Regions from separate parts of the Homo sapiens genome. Here region 1 is linked to region 2. Evidence: chromatin contacts called from ENCODE Hi-C data. All regions are on one chromosome and are shown on one strand. Each heading gives the region's core, a stretch centred on a gene start or an enhancer-like site at or near the end of the contact. The rest is flanking DNA. Distances are from core to core; before and after follow the strand shown.

Region 1 (4,647 bases), core at 1-2,500, 90 kb before region 2:
ATTGTTTCTGTCCGTTGGACTTTCTTGCTCCCCCCAGTGAGGAAAGAAACTACATTCCCAGTAAGGGAGCTATTACACACATATTTCAAATGCAACCAGGCTAAACCTGCTAGTAAATAAAAAGGCAAACATCATCAAACCAGATTGAGAAAGAGTTTCAGGCCTGCGGATTCTTACTTCCACCGCTGTCGGGATTCTCGGGCTGTGGGTAGTAAGGTGGTTTTGGCTTTGGGTAGATATCTGTGGAGGAAACAACATTGCACTGTTAGAAAAGAAAATTGTCCTTCCCTTAGGAGCAGGCTGCAGAAACAAGCTCATCAGCGTGACTATCGACCTTGCAGTTTGTTCTGATTTGCTGCCCACGGTGTGTTTATAGATTGCCATTGTCTGGTTAAAAATCACTTTGCAGATAGAAGTAAAACCTTGAAACCTGAAACTTAAAAAAAAAGGTTTCCGTTTTGTTACTAGAAGTTCGTTTTCATGGCAAGAAGCCAGTGTAGCTGTCTGCCATGATGGAAGCAAGTAATATAAAAAAGAAACCTAGGAAGAATTGTCATGGAATAAATTTACCGACAGTCCAGTGCCTGTGATGAAGATAACACCAAACCTTCTGTTCCCGGACCCAACTGGGTTGCTATTTCTCACAGCCCAATAATGAAACACCGATGAACTGGGGAGGAAGAGAGTTTTTATTTCTGCAACCTGTTACAGGGAGAAGGCCTGGAAATTATCACCAGACTAACTCAAAATTATAGTTTTCCAGAGCTTATATACCTTCCAAGCTATGTGGAGATATGTGTGTGCATTTATCTAAAGACATAAGTGATTAACTTCTTTTAATCTATAACTAAGGTCTGAGTCCTGAGGATCTTCCTCAGGAGCCTCAGTAAATTGACTTAATCTAATGGGTCCAGGTGCCGGGGTGATTACCCTCATGTTGTCTCCTGCTAAATCCAGGAGGTTTGCAGAGTTCCTTCAAAGCCCCAATAAACTTGTTTGTGGAGGCCTGGGGAGTTTCTGCAGACCCCCAGTAAAACTTGTTTAATCCTAAATGGGTCCTGTTAAGAATTCATTCATTATTTTGTCATGCTTTAAGGCCCGGGAAAGTCCTGGGAAAAACTCTCGGTGGGCTTTTGTTACATTCCAGCCTTTGTATAACAGCACTGGCTTTTAATATTTAACCACTCAGTCAATACTGAAACAGGTGTTGTGGGGGCCTGTGTTAGTGAGACCTGGCCTGCGACACTTCCACTCTCAGTTTCCAAGTGCTCTCACTCATACACTGTGAAGGGAACATAAATCTCGGGACCCCCAAGTCACTAAGCTAAAGGGAAAAGTCCAGCTGGGAACTGCTTAGGGCCAACCTGCCTCCCATTCTATTCAAAGTCCCCCCTCTGCTCCCTGAGGCAGATTCGTATCTGATCGCCTCCTTTGGAAAGGCTAATCAGAAACTCAAAAGAAGGCAACTGTTTTGTCTCTCACCTGTTTGTGACCTGAAAACCCTCTCCCTGCTTCCAGTCTTCCTGCCTTTGCTTCAAGTGCTCCACCTTTCCAGACGGAACCAATATACTTCTTCTTTTTTTTTTTTGAGACAGAGTCTTGGTCTGTCGCCCAAGCTGGAGTGCAGTGGCATGATCTCCGCTCCCTGCAACCTCCGCCTCCTGGGTTCAAGTGATTCTCCTGCCTCAGTCTCACAGCCTCAGGCACACACCACCATGCCCAGCTAACTTTTGTATTTTTAGTAGAAACAGGGTTTCACCATGTTGGCCAGGCTGGTCTCAAACTCCTGACCTTGTGATCCACCCACCTCGGCCTCCCAAAGTGCCGGGATGACAGGTGTGAGCCACCTCGCCTGGCCTAATTGACTTTTTTTTTTTTTTAGAAAAAAAAAAAAAAGCCCAATTGTTTAAATCGGTTTAAATTTAAATAGTGGCTTAAATTGGCTTTCAATGAATATGTGTGACCCTGAGCATTTCTAACACACATCAGCTGGTCAATTGCATAATTCCCTCTTCTTTGAATTTTTCTTGTCAGCGAATGGAATGATCATATCCCTCTTCTTTTAGTCGCCTCATAGTCTCTCTCCTCCATTTTCTTTTTCTTTTCTTTTCTTTTCTTTTTTTCACCATCCGTCTGTTTTGGTAGGAGCTATCTATACACAGTTTGTGCTCTATAACCAGAATTTCTGCATCTATAGATCCAACCAGTCTTGTATTGAAAATATTTCAAAAAATAAAATATAGCAATCCAATAAAAAGTAATACAAATAAAAAATAATATAGTATAACAACTATTTGCATAGCATTTACAGCGTATCAGGAGTTATGAGTAACCTAGAGATAATTTAAAGTATACCAGAGGCTGGACACGGTGGCTCATCCCTGTAATCCCAGCACTTTGGGAGGCCAAGGTGGGCAGATTATGTGAGGTCAGGAGTTCGAAACCAGCCTGGACAACATGGTTAAAACCCGTCTCTACCAAAAATACAAAAATTAGCTGGGGGTGGTGGCGCATACCTGTAATCCCAGCTACTTGGGAGGTTGAGTCAGGAGAATCTCTTGAACCCGGGAGGTGGAGGTTACAGTGAGCCAAGATCACGCCACTGCACTCCAGCCTGGGCAACAGAGTGAGATTCTGTCTCCAAATAAATAAATAAAAATATACAGGAACATATACTTGCATTATATGCAAGTACTGCACGTTTTATATCAGAGACTTCAGCAGCTGTGGATTTTGGTGTCTGCGGGGAAGAAGGCGTCTTAAAACTAATCCCCCATGAATTCTGAAGGATGACTGCATTTTGCATATTAAACTTTCCCTGGTGGTATGAGCAGTAAGGAGCCTCTTCTAGTTGACAGCTCATCTTTTGACTTTTTTCAGAGCCTGAAGTTGGAACATTATTATTATTATTATTATTTAAATGTAGACATAGGCTAACCCATTTTTAAAGGTTATGCTTTTTTTTTTTTTTTTTTATACTCTCACTCTGTAGCCTCAGCTGGAGTGCAATGGCAGGATCTCGGCTCACTGCAACCTCCACCTCTCGAGCTCAAGTGATTCTTATGCCTCAGCCTCCTGAGTAGCTGGGACTATGGGCGTGGTTATGCTTTTTGTATTGTATCTAAGAAAAACCTCCTAACTCTGAGGTTATAAGACATTTCCCTCTATTTTTCAAAAAAAAAAGTTTTCTTTTATATTCAGGTTTGTAATCCACCTGTAGTTCATTTTTAAGTATTACATGAGGCTGGGTGTGGTGGTTCACACCTGTAATCCCAGCACTTTGGGACACCGAGGTGGACAGATCACCTGAGGTCAGGAGTTCGAGACCAGCCTGGCCAACTTGGTGAAACCCCGTCTCTACTAAAAAAATGCAAAAATTAGCCAGGCGTGGTGGCACATGCCTGTAGTCCCAGCTGAGGCACGAGAATTACTTGAACCCGGGAGGAGAAGTTTGCGGGGAGGTGAGATCACACCACTGCACTGCAGCCTGGGTGACAGAGCGAGACTCCATCTCAAAAAAAAAAAAAAAAGTATCGCATGAGGTTGAGATTTGATCACGTATCATCCACAAGAACAGCCAATTGTCTCAGTCCTGCCTATGTGGAATTTGGTTTCTTCTCTCATTGTTTTATAGCTGCGACCTCTCTCATATGCCAAGACACAATTCAGTCTGTTTCAAACCCTTCTGAACCTATGCATTGCTCAGTTTCTCTGTCTCTGAGCTACGGTTTTCATTTCTTTCTTCTTTTTTTTTCTTTTCTTTTGAGACAGGGTCTTGCTCTGTCACGCAGGCTGGAGTGCAGTGGCGTGATCATGGCTCACTGCAGCCTCAGCCTGGGCACAGGTGATCCTCCCACCTCAGCCTCCTGAGTAACTGGGACTAGAGGTGCATGCCACCATGTCCACTAATTTTTTTTAATTTTTTTGTAAAGATGGGGTCTCACTATGTTGTCCAGGCTAGTCTCAAACTCCTGGGCTCAAGAAATCAGCCAGTCTCAGCCTCCCAAAGTTCTGGGATTACAGGCGTGAGCCACCACGCCCAGCTCCACATCTTTATTCTTAATAACATTTCCATCTACAGATCCTGGTATTTCTGGGGAAATGCTTTTTAAAATCTCACACTTAGATCTTTAAATTTCCACTTTTAACTTAACCTGAGGTGCAGGCTGGGTCAAGATTCCATTATCATTCAGGGAATCATTCTTTTAGTGGGAAGAACCTCTATTTGGGCCTCAAAGTTGTTTGCACCTCGAAGGTTATTTTGTCTGATTTTGCTAGCCCAACTTGGCTTTCTTTCTATTGGTTATTTGCTTTGCGCATTTTTTTTCCAGCTATTTTCACCTTCTCTTTGGCATTTTGTTGCAAATGCTTCTCTCGTAAATAGCATGAAACATTTTATTTGTATTTTTAGTAGAGATGGGGTTTCACCGTGTTAGCCAGGATGGTCTCGATCTCCTGACCTCGTGATCCACCCGCCTCGGCTTCCTACAGTGCTGGGATTACAGGCGTGAGCCACTGCGCCCAGCCGAAACATTTTAAATTGCATCATCTCATCTCCGTCTTTTTACAGATTTATTAAATCACTGAACATCTAACATAACTAAGGATTCACTATTCCTACTATTTTATTTTACTTTTCTTCTTTTT
Region 2 (4,581 bases), core at 380-2,879:
GTCTGCCTGTTCAGATGCCTCTGTTCTCCAGGAAACTGAATTCTTAGGCCACCAGCACTCCCTTGGATATATTTCCCTGACCCCAAGCCCACAGTAGGTGCAAAAGAAGGAAGGCAGGCATGAAGGATGAAGGAATGCATTCGCAGAGAGACAAGTGAAAAACCCGTTCATCTGCAGGTGCCTGGGGAACAAATGCAGCTGATAAAACCCTACAGAGCCATCCCGTCCGTGGTGACAGGTTGCCCGCAAGAAGGACATTTAGGAAGAAAAGGGAGAAACAGGAAGCTCTGCTTGGAACCTCCCCTGCAGGCTGGAAAGTCCTCCAAGTTTTCCTCTACGGAGCAGGCTTCATTATCTCTAATCTCTACCAAGTGAAAGCACAATTTCTAGGATACCCGGGACCCCTTTAAAGAGGGTGTAAATCCATTAGCAACTCCTCCCTAAAAATAGAGACCCGGCCTAGTCACCGCAGCTCTAGGCTGAGCTAGATCCTATCAACACAAATCGGGCCTCCTCCGTCCTCCCCAGGGCCGGGCGTTCCCGCGTCTCCTTCCTAAATACGTCCAGCCCTGATAAGGCCCGTCCTGAAGTCCACACTGCCCGCAAGCCGGTCTACTTAAAAGCCTGCCCATACGAAGAGCAAAAAATGCACTGACCATTGAAAAAAGAATTTATAACATGAAAAAAGAATTTATAACATACCACATCCGGCAGGGTCTCCGTTTCCGTTTCAAAGGGAGGGAAACAGAAAAACATGATTAAAGTAATAATTAGAAATAGGCCCGGTTTAGGGCGTGGGAGGGTGACCGTGGCTCTTTCTTCCCTGCCCACTTTTTCTGTTTTCCGAATTCTCCACCGCCGCAGATGGACAATTTGGTAAGCACACGTTTCTTTCTGCGCCCCGTGTTGCTTGGCGCACAGCACGCGCTGAAATTCCCGGAGCCCGCATCCACAGAGTATTTTTGAACATTTTCAGGGCTCAAAGTTTTTTTCTAACTTTTCCTTCCCTTCCCCCCACCACCCGGGTCTCAGGCTCCTAGCGATTCCAAATTTAGGCCCGGGACGCAGGGCGTGGCTGTGACAGGCAACTCCAGGGCGGCCTCCGCGCGCGGCCTGAAGACGCAGGTCCCCAAACCCTGGGGGTAGATAACGGGGTGGGGTGAGGGGCTCATGCAAAGGGAGAGAGATCTGTAAGAAGGTCCCCTAGATTGGGAAAAATCGGACGCACCTCTCCCAAGGCCGCCCCACATGTAAGAGTTTGCAACTCCGACAACAAACGCTGACTTTTCTCTCTGGAACGGCTCCAGGAAAAGCGTTGGGGAGAAAGTGGGCGCCTCCTCCGGGCCTGGGCCCCCGTGGGCACAGCGCGTCCTGCCGGGCAGGGAGGAGGCTCCGGGTGTCCCCGCGGGGCGCCCCCAACGCCGCATCTCAAGCGGATCCCCAGTCCCGGCCCGCGCCCTCCGCGTCCCCCAACCCGGATCCCTCCGCTCGCTCACCCGGGGCGGCGACCAGAACACCCAGCAGGCCGAAGAGCAGCAGCGCCAGCGCAGCCCCGCGGGCCATGGTGCGCCCAGAGCGCGCAGGGACGGTCCCGGAGTGCAGGGCGTGGGCGAAGGCGGCAGGACAGATACTCCCCCACGGGCCGGGTGGGGCGAAGCCCGGGGACTCGAAGGGGGCGGGTGAGGGGAGCGGCCCTGCAAGCTCAGCGCCGGCTGCGCCCGCCCCGCCCCGGCCTCCACGCGCGCACAGAAGGGGCGGGAACGCCGGGCCCGGGGAGGAGACAGAGGGGGTAGGCGGGCGGGGGTGGCCCAGGCAGCGCCGAGGGGAGTACGGTACACGCCCCGCCCCTTCTCAGGAAACTGCCCACGCCCCCTCACCCACCCACAGGGCCGTAGCCAGGGCGGCGCCGACCCGAAGCAAAGTGAACTACAACGTTCTCGGGAAAGTGCGGGTCCCTCCCGGTTTACAGCCCTCTGAATGCACGCCCGAGGGCGGCCCTTAACTGTAGTGGCACAAAACTGCCGCCCTTCTTGGAAACATAGAGCCCCCTCTCCCCACTCGCCCCTGCAGCCACTTCTCCGCCCCTCACCCCCTGGTCTCCAGTGGGAGCAAAAAAACAAACTTTCCCAGCAGCTCCCCTGCTCGGGAAAGTGCGGGTCCCTCCCTGTCTACAGCCTCCTAAATGCACGCCTGCAACTGTAGCGACACGAAACTGCCGCCCTTCTTGGAAACGTGTAGCCCCCCTCCCCACTCGCCCCTGCAGCCCCTTCTCCGCCCCTAGCAGGGACCCTCCCCTGCTCTGCAGTGGGAGCAGAGGAAACTCCCGGCTCCCCTGCTGGGAAAAGTATGGGGGCCCCTCCCCGCTGCTCACCTCAGGGAGTTCCCCAAGGGGAGCAAAGTGCAATCCTCTCCCTGCTCAGGAAGCCTAGGCCCCCGCTCCACAGGCAACCCCCGTCCCAAGTCCTTTCTAGAGCGTCCGAGCGCGGGGTGCGCAGCCGGGAGGGTGGCGGACGAACCCTTTGCGCCGGACCAAGGACAACCCTTGGAGTAGCCTCTGCGCTGGGGCAGTTTCTCCCCAGAATCCCCAGGACAAGGTTGGGAGTGGGGACTCCTGGTCACGGGAGTTAGTGAGGGGCAATAGGGAACGAGGTGCCTTCTATCTGGGGCACCTGGGCCCTAGTCCTGGTCATGGGCGACTCGCCTTCCAGTGGGCTTTGAGTTTAGACACCCTCCCGCGCCACTGGCCACAGCTGCAGTGCAGTTGTCGCCCTTCCCACACTTAACAATGTTATCTGTTAACACCTAAGCCTAAAATTGTATCCATTTTCCCGCAGGGTAGTGGAACAACTTTGCAGCCTGACAAATAACCCTGAATATTCTTGCATTCCACACTTCAAACTGTCCACGAAAAGAGTCAAACTAGGCCGGGCGCGGTGGCTCACGCCTGGAATCCCAGCGCTTTGGGAGACCGAGGCGGGTGGATCACCTGAGGTCAGGAATTGGAGACCAGCCTGACCAACAAGGTGAAACCCTGTCTCTTCTAAAATACAAAATTAGACGCGTGTGGTGGTGTGCACCTGTAGTCCCAGCTACTCAGGAGGCCGAGGCAAGAGAATCGCTTGAACCGGGGAGATGGAGGTTGCAGTGAGCCAAGATCAGGCCACTGCACTCCAGCCTGGGTGACAGAGCGAGACTCCGTCTCAAAAAAAAAGAAAGAAAAAAGAAAAAAAGAGAAAGGAGTCCAACTCTAACATATTTGAAGAGATTTATTCTGAGCCAAATATGAGTGACCATGGCCCATGACACAGCCCTCAGGAGGTCCCGAGAACGTGTCCTCAAGGTGGTCGGGGTGCAGCTTGGTGTTATACGTTTTAGGGAGGCATGAGACATCAATGAAATTTAAGAGACACATTGGTTTTGTCCAGAAAGGCGGGACAACCCAAAGCAGGAGGCTTCCAGCTTATAGGTAGATTTTAGAATTTTCTGATTGGCAATTGCTTGGGTTTCTTTAAAGTCCTGGGATCAATAGAAAAGAATGTCTGGGTTAAGATAAAGAATTGTGAAGACTCAAGTTCTTATTTGAACAGGAACCCTTCCGGTGCTAGGGTCAGAGAGAAGAGGTTGTAAAATGTTTCTTCTCAAACTTAAAGGCTGTGTGGATGTTAACGCCGGAGAGGCACCGGGAGGCATGTTCAACCCCTGCTTCCCGTCACGGCTTGAAACACTCTCTCAGGTTAAATTTTTAAAGAGCTCTGGCTGAGGAAGAAGTCCATTCAGATGTTTTGAAGGTGGGGGGCGGTGGGGGCTTAGAATTTTATTTTATTTTATTAATTTATTTAGTTTTTGAGACGGAGTCTTACTCTCTCGGCCAGGCTAGAGTGCTGTGGCACCATCTCAACTAACTGCAACCTCCACCTCCCAGGTTCAAACGATTCTCCTGCCTCAGCCTCCTGAGTAGCTGGGATTACAGGCACCTGCTACCACGCCTGGCTAATTTTTATATTTTTAGTAGAGATGGGGTTTCGCCATGTTGGCCAGGCTAGTCTGGAACTCCTGACCTCAAGTGATCCACCCACTCCAGCCTCTTAAAGAATTTTATTTTTGGTTTACAAAGCCCTGCCTCATCTATTGGCCCATTCCTGGGCTGGCATACTTGCTGCCCAGCCGACTGAGTCAGGGGCTCTGAGATAACACCTGTCTTTTTATTATTGTTATTATTATACTTTAAGTTCTGGGGTACAGGCTGGGCGCGGTGGCTCACGCCTGTAATCCCAGCACTTTGGAAGGCCGAGGCAGGTGGATCACGAGGTCAGGAGATTGAGACCATCCTGGCTAACATGGTGAAACCCCATCTCTACTAAAAATACAAAAAAAAATTAGCCGGGCGTGGTGGCGGGCGCCTGTAGTCCCAGCTACTCAGGAGACTGAGGCAGAAGAATGGCGTGAACCCGGGAGGCAGAGCTTGCAGTGAGCCGAGATCGTGGCACTGCACTCCAGCCTGGGCGACTGAGCAAGACTCCGTCTCAAAAAAAAAAAAAAAAAGTTCTGGGGTACATGTGCAGAACGTGCAGTTTTGTTACA

Evidence for each region. Hi-C counts contacts between places; a loop is a spot of excess contacts on that map. Pooled maps may share reads with other maps.
Region 1: a map with no recorded cell type shows a loop between it and region 2 (5-fold over the local background). The contact joins the enhancer-like site here to the promoter of CD99 in region 2. A Hi-C loop is called at or near these places in 1 of 168 maps with a recorded cell type or tissue (endothelial cell of hepatic sinusoid), 18 of 37 single-sample maps with no recorded cell type and 5 of 50 pooled maps.

What each region holds. Positions count from the first base shown.
Region 1 is chrX:2,777,659-2,782,305 of GRCh38, reverse strand. It overlaps XG (Xg glycoprotein (Xg blood group)), which reads right to left. Exons shown (of 11, transcript NM_001141919.2): 4 at 178-240. Among named protein-coding and RNA genes, the nearest start is that of XG, 28 kb to the right of the region's middle. RefSeq lists an enhancer at 73-754. Within about 2 kb of position 1,250, at least 2 of the 41 ENCODE cell types and tissues checked have a DNase peak (open chromatin) inside an H3K27ac peak, as active enhancers do.
Region 2 is chrX:2,688,343-2,692,923 of GRCh38, reverse strand. It overlaps CD99 (CD99 molecule (Xg blood group)), which reads right to left and starts at 1,629. Exons shown (of 10, transcript NM_002414.5): 1 at 1,497-1,629. The coding sequence starts at 1,563.